2 separate regions of the Mus musculus genome follow, and region 1 is linked to region 2. Evidence: chromatin loops called from intact Hi-C (ENCODE). Cell type or tissue: gastrocnemius. All regions are shown on one strand. Each heading gives the region's core, and the rest is flanking DNA. Links, peaks and the distances in the headings are about the cores only.

The links. A loop is a pair of places that touch in the nucleus more often than their neighbours do. Peaks named below come from ENCODE experiments on the same cell type or tissue, not always from the same donor. Only the 100,000 strongest peaks of a DNase experiment are listed, where the experiment ranks them.
Region 1: a loop joins it to region 2, with 14 times the contacts of the local background. A loop is called at or near these places in 1 of 42 quality-filtered maps.

What each region holds. Positions count from the first base shown.
Region 1 is chr11:116,487,256-116,492,626 of GRCm38, reverse strand. It overlaps Prpsap1 (phosphoribosyl pyrophosphate synthetase-associated protein 1), which reads left to right and starts at 2,281. Exons shown (of 10, transcript NM_026364.1): 1 at 2,281-2,579; 2 at 4,457-4,509. The coding sequence starts at 2,410. In gastrocnemius, for the core only: a CTCF peak has its summit at 3,713 (motif pointing right); DNase peaks (open chromatin) are centred at 1,997 and 2,266; H3K4me3 peaks cover 2,647 bases; H3K27ac peaks cover 2,339 bases.
Region 2 is chr11:116,027,514-116,032,884 of GRCm38, reverse strand. It overlaps Unk (unkempt family zinc finger), which reads right to left and starts at 2,569. Exons shown (of 16, transcript NM_172569.4): 1 at 2,394-2,569. The coding sequence starts at 2,497. In gastrocnemius, for the core only: no CTCF peak of the experiment used is centred there; DNase peaks (open chromatin) are centred at 1,643 and 2,609; H3K4me3 peaks cover 2,607 bases; H3K27ac peaks cover 3,373 bases.

The DNA.
Region 1 (5,371 bases), core at 188-5,187, 460 kb before region 2:
GGATACTCCCATCAGTATGAGATGCTCCTCCCATCAATAAGTGCTGGAGGTCTGAGACAAGGGGAGATGACTGTGGACGGCTCTCACTAAGGAGCCCTTGGTAGCCCTAGTCAGACACTTGTGAACGGGCGAACAGATTGGAAGGAGCCCTTGTTGCTTTGATTTTTTTCAAAACCTACTTTTCATGATGGTTCTTAAATGCTTCAGCGTCCCCTCTAGCCCACCACCCACCTGAGGCAGTGGAAAAGGAAGGTTACTAGGATACGGGGGAAGTGGACCTGTTTAGAAATGGTTCTCTGCAGCGATTTCAATCTCCAGCTGACTTTCCAAAGAAAATTGAAGTTTCCACTTCAAGCTCTTACCATATACTTCTGATATTAAGATATTCCATTTTGGCTGTGACCGGAAGCAATGGACCCAGTCGATTTTGGATTAAAACTGGCAAAACCAGGAACTTAAATACATCATTTCCCCTTTCATATTTCCTCAGGTATGTGTCATAGTATAAGATCATATGTGTTGGGGGCCAGAAATCGCCTCACAAGCCACACAAACACCAATCTCAGTCAGACAGGGATAGTTTATTGAGCAGGTGCCCCAGGACTGGGTGACGAGGGTCATGGTCCAGATTCAGGTTGCCAAGGTCATGAATGTGTTTTGTAAGTCCCTTCCTTGCATAAGATATGTATCAGCAATTGGTGATTCCGTGCAAGACACTGAAGCTTCACCCTTTTATGGTGGTCCCTGGTGTCTGGCCCTTGAATAACACTGAGAGAATAGGAAGACTGAAGAGGGTACCTGCCATGTGCTACTTAAAGAGCAGGAAGGGAAAAGGCCTAGCGAAACAGGTTATGAGGTGAGGCCAGAGAGCTTATCGGCCCTTCCTGATTAGGTCTAGTGTAATCAACCTTGGGGCTCACAATCTGAGTCCAAGTCAGGTCTGGCCACCTTCTTCAATATGTTAATTAAAATTGCAACTTGGGCACGGGAGGGATGGCTCAGCAGTTAAGAGCACTGGCTGCTGTTCCTGAAGACCCAGCAGCCCACAACTGACTCCAAACTACAGTTCCAGAGAATCTGACACCCTCTTCTGGCCTTTGCAGGCACTGTGTATGCACGGTGCACAGACACAGAAAGACTCAATGTTCAGGCAGATTTCTGAGTTCGAGTCCAGCCTGGTCTACACAGCGAGTTCCAGGACAGCCAGGGCTACACAGAGAAACCCTGACTCGAAAAGCCAAATTAAATTAAATTAAATTAAATTAAATTAAAATTAAAATTAAAAGTCGAACTGAAAACAGAAAGCAGAAAAGGGAGATTTATTAAACCTAGCAACATCGGTAAGAGGAACAGAGGAATCCAGAGAAGTCCACAAGTCTGTCCTCCGTCCAGAAGTGAGATAAAAATGTAAGCAGAAGGCCGAGGATTTGCCACCTAAGCCGTCCCTTCCAGGGCAAGGTCCCGACCATCATTGAGACGCCCTTGCATGGGCTTCAACCTCAGCCTGTAAGGTGGTCTGAGAAGTCTCTGGAGCTCTGTGAAAGCTGTTTTTGGGAGTCACGTTTTTTTTTCTCCCAGCATGACATTCCTGAGGTGGGTGGGGGAAGATCTTTACTTCTTTGGGGGTCCGTTTTTCAAACAGTCTGATAGATCGAGAGGCTCAAATGTCTCTTTGGAACGACTTCATCTATTTACACAAAAGTAAATGAACACACGCGCCTTCTGTATTTGCACAAGGCGAACTCATGCGGGCAGAGCGGCTGGCTGGGGTTGAGGGGGACGGGTGGGAGAACTGAGAACAACAACGGGCAGGAGTGCAACCTTGCCTCACGTGCAGACACAGATATAACGTCTAGGGAAGGCCTCCACGTCCAGATTCTGGAGCAGTTAGTTTAAGTGCCCGCAAAAGGGAAAGGGCCGGCTGTCCCTTTTCAAATAAATCCCAGCCTGCGCAAGCGTGGAGGGGAGCGCCGGAGGCTCGTTCATCATAGAGGCGTGAGGCTAGATTGTCTCCGGTCCCTGGGCGGACATCTTAGTTCCTGGCAGTAAATTTGAAAACATTTATAAGTACCACTAAACATGGCTGCACCTCCCAGAATAGTGGACATTAAAATACCTGTCCCCGGAGACTCAAACTCAGGCGAACACGCGAGTCAGCGGCGCCTGTGTCAGAACAGGCTCTCCATGCCATGCCCACCTCCCTGCCCTTTTCCGAGATGGCGGCGGGGGCGGACGCTCTAGCTGCTCGACTCGGTGTCGCGGAGGGGCGCGGCCTGCCGCGGGGTCCGAAGGAGGCTGCGGCGCTCGGCTGCGCCTTCGGTGCGGCTTGGAGATCCGGACGCATCTGTGTCGCGCCTCGTCCCTCTGCGGCCCCGCGCGGACCGCTGTAGCCGCGCCTCGGGCCGGAGGATGCCCAGGAAGCTGCTGCTGCTGCCCCCGCTGTCCGCGTGCTCTGCTCTGCGTGTCCCGCGGGCTCGGCCCGCCGCCTCGCCGGCCATGAACGCAGCCCGCACCGGCTACCGAGTCTTCTCGGCCAACTCCACGGCCGCCTGCACGGAACTGGCCAAGCGCATCACTGAGTAAGCGAGGTGGTCCCCGGGGTGGCCCTAGCCCCTCTCCCCGTCACCTCCACCTTTGCACCCGGGAGCAGCAGGTTTGGGCCGACTCCCCAACCCCGTCCCAGGGCCGCGGCGCACTCTTAACCCTAGAGAGGTTTCCTGCGCTTGCCCTGAATCTGACCATCGCCATTTCCAGGCGTCCCTAAAGCGACAGGCGATGTGGGTCCATCCTAGACCGAAGGGTTAGGACAGTCAGGGAGAAGGGAACTCAGAAGTACTTCGGGCTGGGCGGGGGGAGAGCCGCGATTACAAGTGTGTAGGATCAGTTGTACAAAAAAGTGTTTGCTTAGGGGTGTGTGCGTGTGTTAACCACTGACCTCAGGGGACCGTGGGGGCCCTGAGATGTCTTTCCAGGCTTGTTTGTTGTTACCGATGCTGGATGGATGAAGGACGTGATTTTTTTTTTTTTTTTTAAACCTTACTTACAAACTGTGGGTGCTTCTATGGGGAAGGGATGGGAGCGTGAGCCTGAACTTTGCGGAAATCATGGAGAAGAATCCTGCAGAGCAGAGCCTCCCGGTGCCCTGCTGATAATAACCGGTCTACTTAAAGGCCCCTTTTCAATTTTGGAGAAAACTAGAGCCCTGGTATAAAGAGCCTTAAGGGCCCTTTGTGAAATAAGCTTTTTAGTAATATGTATCGTTTCTCTTCTCCTTTATGGGACAGAGCTTTATCGTAGCTCCTGCTGGCCTGGAACTTAGTGAATGGATGAGGCTTGCACTCTCAAGAGTTCAAGCCGGGAGATCTGCCTGCTTCTGCCGCGGGAACACCACACCCATCATGGGCTTTGGTTTCTGAGATAAGGTCTTATGACCCTGGTCACACTCTAAATGGTGTGATATTTCTGGCCTTGGCCTTTCCGATGCTGGCAGTTCAGGTGCGCACTTGGACTCCCTGGCGTAAATGACTTGACTTTGAACATTTAAAGTCATTTTCATATTTCAAAAGTTCTTAGCTCCACCTGTTTTATTATCAGTTGGACTTTGAAGTGGGTTTAGGAGATATGTACAGGGAGACAGTCAGTCTCTCCGGTTTCTGTTTCTTTTCATGATTTATTTATCGTGTATACAATGTTCTGTCTGCATGTGTGCCTGAAGGCCAGAAGGGGGCGCCAGATCTCATTACAGATGGTCGTGAGCCACCGTGTGGGTGCTGGGAATTGAACTCTGGACCCCTAGAAGAGTAGCCAGTGCTCTTAACTGCTGAGTCATCTCTCCAGCCCCTGATTATTTGTCTTGTCCAGGCCAAGGATCCCTTTAAACATGAAAGTTGAGCTTGTTTGTATTGGGTCACACTTATCACACGTGACCTTGCCTTGAGAAAGCTCCACTTTAAAAATTAGTGGTTTTGGGCTGGAGAGATGGCTCAGCAGTTAAGATTACTGACTGCTCTTCCAGAGGTCCTGAGTTCAATTCCCAGCAACCACATGGTGGCTCACAACCACCTGTAATGAGATCTGATGCCCTCTTCTGATGTGTCTGAAGACAAACAACTACTGTGTACTCACATATAAATAAAACAAAGAAAAAAGATTAGTGGTTTTGCCTTTTGTTATGCTAATTCCAGTAAGCTTTGTAGACCAGGATAGATAGCCTTGCAGAGATCCTCCTGCCTCTGCCTCCCAAGAGCTGGGATTAAAGGCTTGAGACACTCCTGGCTTTTTTTTTTTTTTTTAAGTTTGGTCTTGCTAGTAGTCCTGGCTGGCCTGTTACTCACTATGTATCCCAGACTGGTCCTCACCTTACAGCAATCCTCCTGCCTCAGCTTCCAGAATGCTGGCTTAGTTAGTTGCATGCTCTTACCATCTTTTTTTGTTTTGTTTTGTTTTTGTGTAATAGGCGTCTTGGTGCTGAATTGGGGAAATCTGTTGTATATCAGGAGACCAATGGAGGTAAGTTAAAAAGTTGATTTTTTTTTTTAAGTTTGGGATGTGTTGTTATTGTTGCAGCAGCTACTGCAGTATCTCATGTAGCCTGGGCTGGCTTAACCTCTGAATCCTCCTGCTTTGCCGCTAGTGTTGGGATGACAAGCAGTCTCCGCCACTTCTGACCCTTATTCCATTCATTCATTTATGATAGGCATTAACTATATAGTCCATCAAGGCCTCAAATTCCCCACCCCCTTCTTCTGTTTGCTCCGGCCCATAGGTTTTTTTGTTTCTCATTACGGATGGTTGTGAGCCACCATGTGGTTGCTGGGAATTGAACTCAGGACCTGCAGAAGAGCAGTCAGTGCTCTTAACCGCTGAGCCATCTCACCAGCCCAAGGTCTCAAACTCTTGATCATCGTGCTGGGAGCTGGGTCTCTCCTTCTACCCTGTGGGCTTCAAGGAGCCAAATGCAGGTCATCAGGCCTCGTAGCAAGTATCTTCACCCTCTGTGCCATCTTGCTGGACCAGTCCCTTCAGCCTCTCATGTCCTGGGATTGTGGGCATGTACTCTCATGCCCAGCTGATAGCTTTCTTTTTTTGGTTTGTTGAGACAGGGTTTCTCTGTGTAGCCCTGGCTGTCCTGGAACTCACTCTGTAGACCTGTCTGGCCTCAAACTCAGAAATCCGCCTGCCTCTGCCTCCCAAGTGCTGGGATTAAAGGCGTGCGTGCACCACCACCCGCCCGGCTGCATTTTTTTTTTTTAAAGCATGCTTTTGCTTTGTTTCCTTGGATGCACGAGAACTCACCGCCCTAGCTTAGAACTTGCCCTGCCTTGGAGCCCGGTGGCACCATCACCTCCACGGTTGGCGTGCTTTTACAAGC
Region 2 (5,371 bases), core at 55-5,054:
TGCTAGGAACCCACTGGCCAGCCAACCTGGCCAAGTTTCAGGCCCAGTAAAATAAGCTATTTTTTAAAAGACTTACTTATGTATATGGGTGGTTTGTCTACATGTATGCCTGCATACCAGAAGGTATAGGATCCCCGTGCACTGGTTATAGACAGCTATGACTGCATGTAGGTGTTGGGAAATGAACCCAGGACCTCTGGAAGAGCAGCCAGTGCTCTTAACCACAGAGCCATCTCTTTAGCCCCAAAGAACCTACTTCAAGGAAATGAAGAGGGATAGGACACCTAATGTCCTCCCCTGATCTATAAGCAACAATGTGTACATTACACACACATTCTCAAAAAGAAACCAAGATTTATTCCAATTTGTTTGGAATTGTACCAAAAAAACATGATCCAAGTAGCCAGAGATCATTAAAAAGTTCCAAAATGAGGCCCAGTGGTACAGATTTGTAATCCCAGCTACTCAGAAATCTGAGGAAGGGGCTGGAGAGGTGGCTCAGAGGTTAAAAGAACTGTCCTGAGTTCAATTCCCAGCAACCACATGGTGGCTCACAACCATCTATAATGAGATCTGGTGCCCTCTTCTGCCCTGCAGGATACATGCAGGCAGAACGCTGTATACATAATAAATAAATCTTTAAAAAAAAAAACCCTGGCGTGGTGGCACATGCTTTTAATCCTAGCACTTGGGAGGCAGAGGCAGGAGGAACGCTGAGTTCGAAGCCAGCCTTATCTACAAAGTGAGTTCCAGGACAGCCAGGACTATAAAGAGAAACCCTGTCTCGAAAAACCAAAAAAAGAAAAGGAAAGGAAAGGAAAGAAAAGAAAAGAAATCTGAGGCAGGAGGATGCAGAGTTCAAGTTCTGTCTGGATTAAAGCAAGTCAAGGCCAGCACAAACAACTTGGTGAAATCCTAGCTTAAAAAGTAAAGAGTAAATAAACAACTGGGGGTGCGTGGCGAAGACGCAACCCAATGACAGATGTGATCCCAACATGTAAGAGGCCTGGGTTCAGTTTAACCCTACAACACAAGGTCCTGACTGTGAGAGCACAGAGCAGTGGCCAGGCTTAGCCAACTGAATTCAATGCCTGGAACCCTCCAGGTAAAAGGAGAGAACCAATTCCTTCAGACTGTTTTGACCTCCACACCTGCATGTGGCGCTGCGTGAGTGTTCCCACAGACTCACATACAAATAAACAAATGTAGATGTTTTTCACAGTTCCACTAAGTTTACAAATTTTTGTGTGTGACCAGATAAGTGATGTTATTCTGATGTTAGACCTTCTTATCAAAAGCAATGGCAAGGTTGCAGAGTGAGAGAGAACTCCAGTAAGAAAGGACCAACTGATGACCACCATACTTGAAAGGCTAACCTGAGTTACAGTCAAGTTTGGATGACGTCAGCCAACACTAGTCATTTGAAGAAACCAATACATTTTCTATAACCAATGTTCCCCTGTCCCAACTCCCAAAAGTGTTGAACCAGAGCTGCTTCTGCCTGACTTTAGTTCGGATGCTGCCAGCTCCTGGCTGGACGCTGGAGTGTTGTTCAATCTCTCGGGTTCTGACATTTCCACAGGTTGGGATCTCCTAAACTGGCCCATCACTCAGGCACCCAGTAGGGACACTCCTGGCACACAGCAGGGAACGGAAACCAACAGGGCTTTACAAGAGGAACTACAGCATTGGCCTTTGTCTCACAGAACCTAGGCCTACTGTGACATGACAGCAAGGAAGGCAGGGACCTAAGCTTGTACACATGCAGTTTTTACATTGTGGCAATCTCATTTAGGCCAGTTACGATGAGGCTCCCTTGCCTGCCCGATGCTGAAGGGGTCTGCAACCATTAACACCCCGGATGTCGCTGACTCAAGCTAGACAGTACAGCCTGCACGGAGTGAGCCCATTTCTGCACGTTTGACTGTTTAAGGGAATTCAAGCATGGGTGATCCTCGTGGACAATCTAACAGGCCTTAAAGATACAAAAGGCCTCCGGTGCACAGAGTCTCCTCCCGAGACTTCAAGCAAACAGTCATTTCTAGACAGGTCTCGTGCTGGTTGGTACAGACTTCCACTTGTCATGTCGTGGACTTGTCGGGTTTTATGTCTGAGACCGTCAGGCCTCTGAGGCCTGGCCTGAGAAGTGTGGATTCGGGACCCGCGCTCCTGCCTTTCCGACTCGGAGGCTGGGACCGAGTTTCCCGCCCCACTGCCCGACCAGAGGTTGGTGACAGTTGAAGTAAGCTGGGACCGGTCCCAGCAGGTTGGAACCGGTCTGGGCCGAGCCGGAGGAAGGGGGGGGGGGACAGCCTCGCGCTCTCCCTGCGCGCGTGACTCACGCTGGCCGCTGACGTCAGGCGTGCGCGCGCGGCGGGGGGGGCTCTACGTACGTGTAGTGCTGCGGTTTCTCGGGCTGTGCCTGCAGCACCTGAGCGGTAGCGGCCGGGGGCGCCGAGGAAGCTGCCGAGCCGCCGGGCCCGGGGCCCTTCGACATGGTCCTGTCTTCCTGCCTCTTCGCCGCTCCCCTTTTATTATTCAGTCTGCGCGGTCCGCGCCGAAGACCCACAGCGCCTGCGCCGCGCCACGAGAACGTGAAGACCCCCCGCACAGCAGCAAAGGTTGCTGGGAGTTGTGGTCCTCCTTTCCGGTGAAATTTTACCGTTGGCACAGTGTCGCTGCTAAAGTGCAAGACCACAATACCCAGAGATCTTTGCGGACGGTGTCCCGGATGCTGAGGATCCGCAATGCCTTGTGGTAATTGTAGTCTAGTCACTCTTAACTATTACCTGAGCATTGTCAGTGTGGTCGGAGGTGAACTCTACCTTTAAACTGGATCCTCCGGAGAGCAAGGAACCAGTTAGGGAGGCCTGAAACAACTCCACGGAGAATGTTCCAAATGCAGTGCAGTAATTGCCTTGCCTCCCTACCAGTACAGTTGGCGCACCGTTTCTAAAGTCAGTCTAGAGCATTGCCTCGGAGCCAGCAAGCTAGTCAGCCAATATTTTCATAATATAGTAACCTGTAAATCACCAGAGAAAGTATGCAGGCTAGCAGACAGTTTGAAGAAGCTTTTTATTGTTGTTGCTTTGTTTTGTTTTTAAAAATTACAATACACCATATTGTTCCTGGGCATCATTAACATTTATCAACCCTGAAACCTGGAACCCCTCCACTTGGGCTCCTTCTGAACTCAGTGGTTGGCCCAAATACCTTGTTTCCAGTAGGTTAAGGTCCAAGGGAGAACCTAATCTCTATCTAGAGTAGTCTCTTAGGCACTTTGGTAAATTGTTGAGAAGTATAGTGATAGACTACATGAGAAGGGCCAGGGGCTGAGGAAAAAAAAATGTTCTAGTCCATTCTAGTTCCCTTTTCTGGAAAAAAACCTTTCTGTTCCGGGGAAATGCAAGGCAATTGCCTCACATTTAGGAATATGGTTTTATGAAATGACTTTCTACAGGCTGGATATAGGGGTACATCCTGAGGGAGGAAAGTCACAAGTTCCAGGCCAAGCTAGGCTATGTACTAAAACCCTATCTCAAAAACCAACACGGTGGCATGTATCTCGGTCCCAGCACTCAGGAAGCAACGGAAGGTGGATCTCTGAATTCAAAGCCTGGTGGCATCCGTTGGTAGTTCTAGGTCAGCCAGAGCTGTCAGTCTGTCTAAAAACCCGAACAAGAACAACCAAACAACAACAGGTTGGAGATGAGTAGGGGTAAAGGTGCTTGCTTCCCTAGGCTGCAAACCCAAGTGGGATCTCTGGGACTGATGTACAGGTGGTAGGAGAGAACCCACTCCACGAATAATAATAAAATAATAAAAATGTCCATCATAGATATGTAATACTTCCCATTTGACCTTGTTTTCTATGTTCAATCTATATCAAATTCTTTTTTATTTTTGGTTTGTGAGTACATGTTTGTGGTTTTGAGGCAGGATCTTACTTATGTAGCCCCAGCAGGCTTGAAACTTGATATGTAGATCAGGCTAGACTTGAATTTACATAGACTTGCCTGCCTCTGGCTCCCAAAAGCTGGGATTCCAGGCTTGCACCACCACACTTAGTCAAATCCATTGTTTTCAAAACCTACTTGTTTTGTTAAATGGGATCAAGTTAGCCTTGTTAAAGCTAACCCGAGTGGGATCTCTGGGCTGGGGCGTAACCTTTGGTAGAAGCAAGCAAGAAGGCAGAGTTCAGTCTCCAGCAGCAAACATGTGAAGGGTCACTCATCTATAACTCCAGCACTAATATGGGATGGAAGCAGCGGAATCAGGAACCGAAGATCATTTCAGCTACAGTGAATCTGAGGTTCGGGCTACAGCATGCTCCTGACCCTCTGCTTATTTGTCTTGTGTTGATCTGACTGTACTTTCAGCTCCTCCCCATTTCCTTTGCAGCTTTCCCTCCCATTGATCAATTCAGGACAAAGGAAAAACAAAAAAAAAAAAAAAACAAAAAACCCTGTGAGACACCACTACCCGGCTGCACAAGCCTTTAATCCCAGAACTTGGGAGACAGAGTCAGGTGGATTTCTGAGTTCGAGGCCAGCCTGGTCGTTCCAGGACAGCCAGGGCTATACAGAGAAACCCTGTCTCAAAAAAAAAAAAAAAAAAAAAAAAAAAAAGAAAAGAAAAGAAAAGAAAAAGAAAAGAAAAGAAAAGAAAGAAAGAAAAAAAAAAAGAAAAGAAATACGAGGAGTTGGCTTATGTGTTGTCCTGGAATCCCCCGGTGTGAAGTTGCTGCAGAAACTTCATCTCATAGATTTAATTTTTAATGAGTTCATAACAGAAGCTTCCGAATGAGCATGTACAGTATAATTAGAAGATGATATCATCCAAATTGCTTAATTTACTGGAGAGGAAATCGAAACCCAGGAAAGTTAGGTAACTTGCAGAAAGTCACTCAGCAAGTTCATGATGGACCAGGGACAGGACAGGAACAGAACAACAGTCCCGATGCTGCTGAGCTGCTCTGACTGCAGCAGTGCCTTGGGATCAAGCCCAGGGCTTCACCTCACCCCCTCAGGCAAGTGCACACTGCTCCTGACCCTCTGCTTATTTGTCTTGTGTTGATCTGACTGTACTTTCAGCTCCTCCCCATTTCCTTTGCAGCTTTCCCTCCCATCGATCAATTCAGGACAAAGGAAAAACAAAAAAAACAAAAAACAAAAAACCCTATAACTATTAAATAAGAGAGGGATTGGCTTCTTTAGTCTCTCTTAGATGAATGAATTAATTACATCTACATCTTATTCTCTCCTGGGGCAGGCTTTAGATTTCCTTTGACAATAAAAGCCAGGGAAAAATAAGTCGGTAATTTTTTTCCACACATGCATGTGATCCTAGCACTAAAGCAGAGACAGGAGGA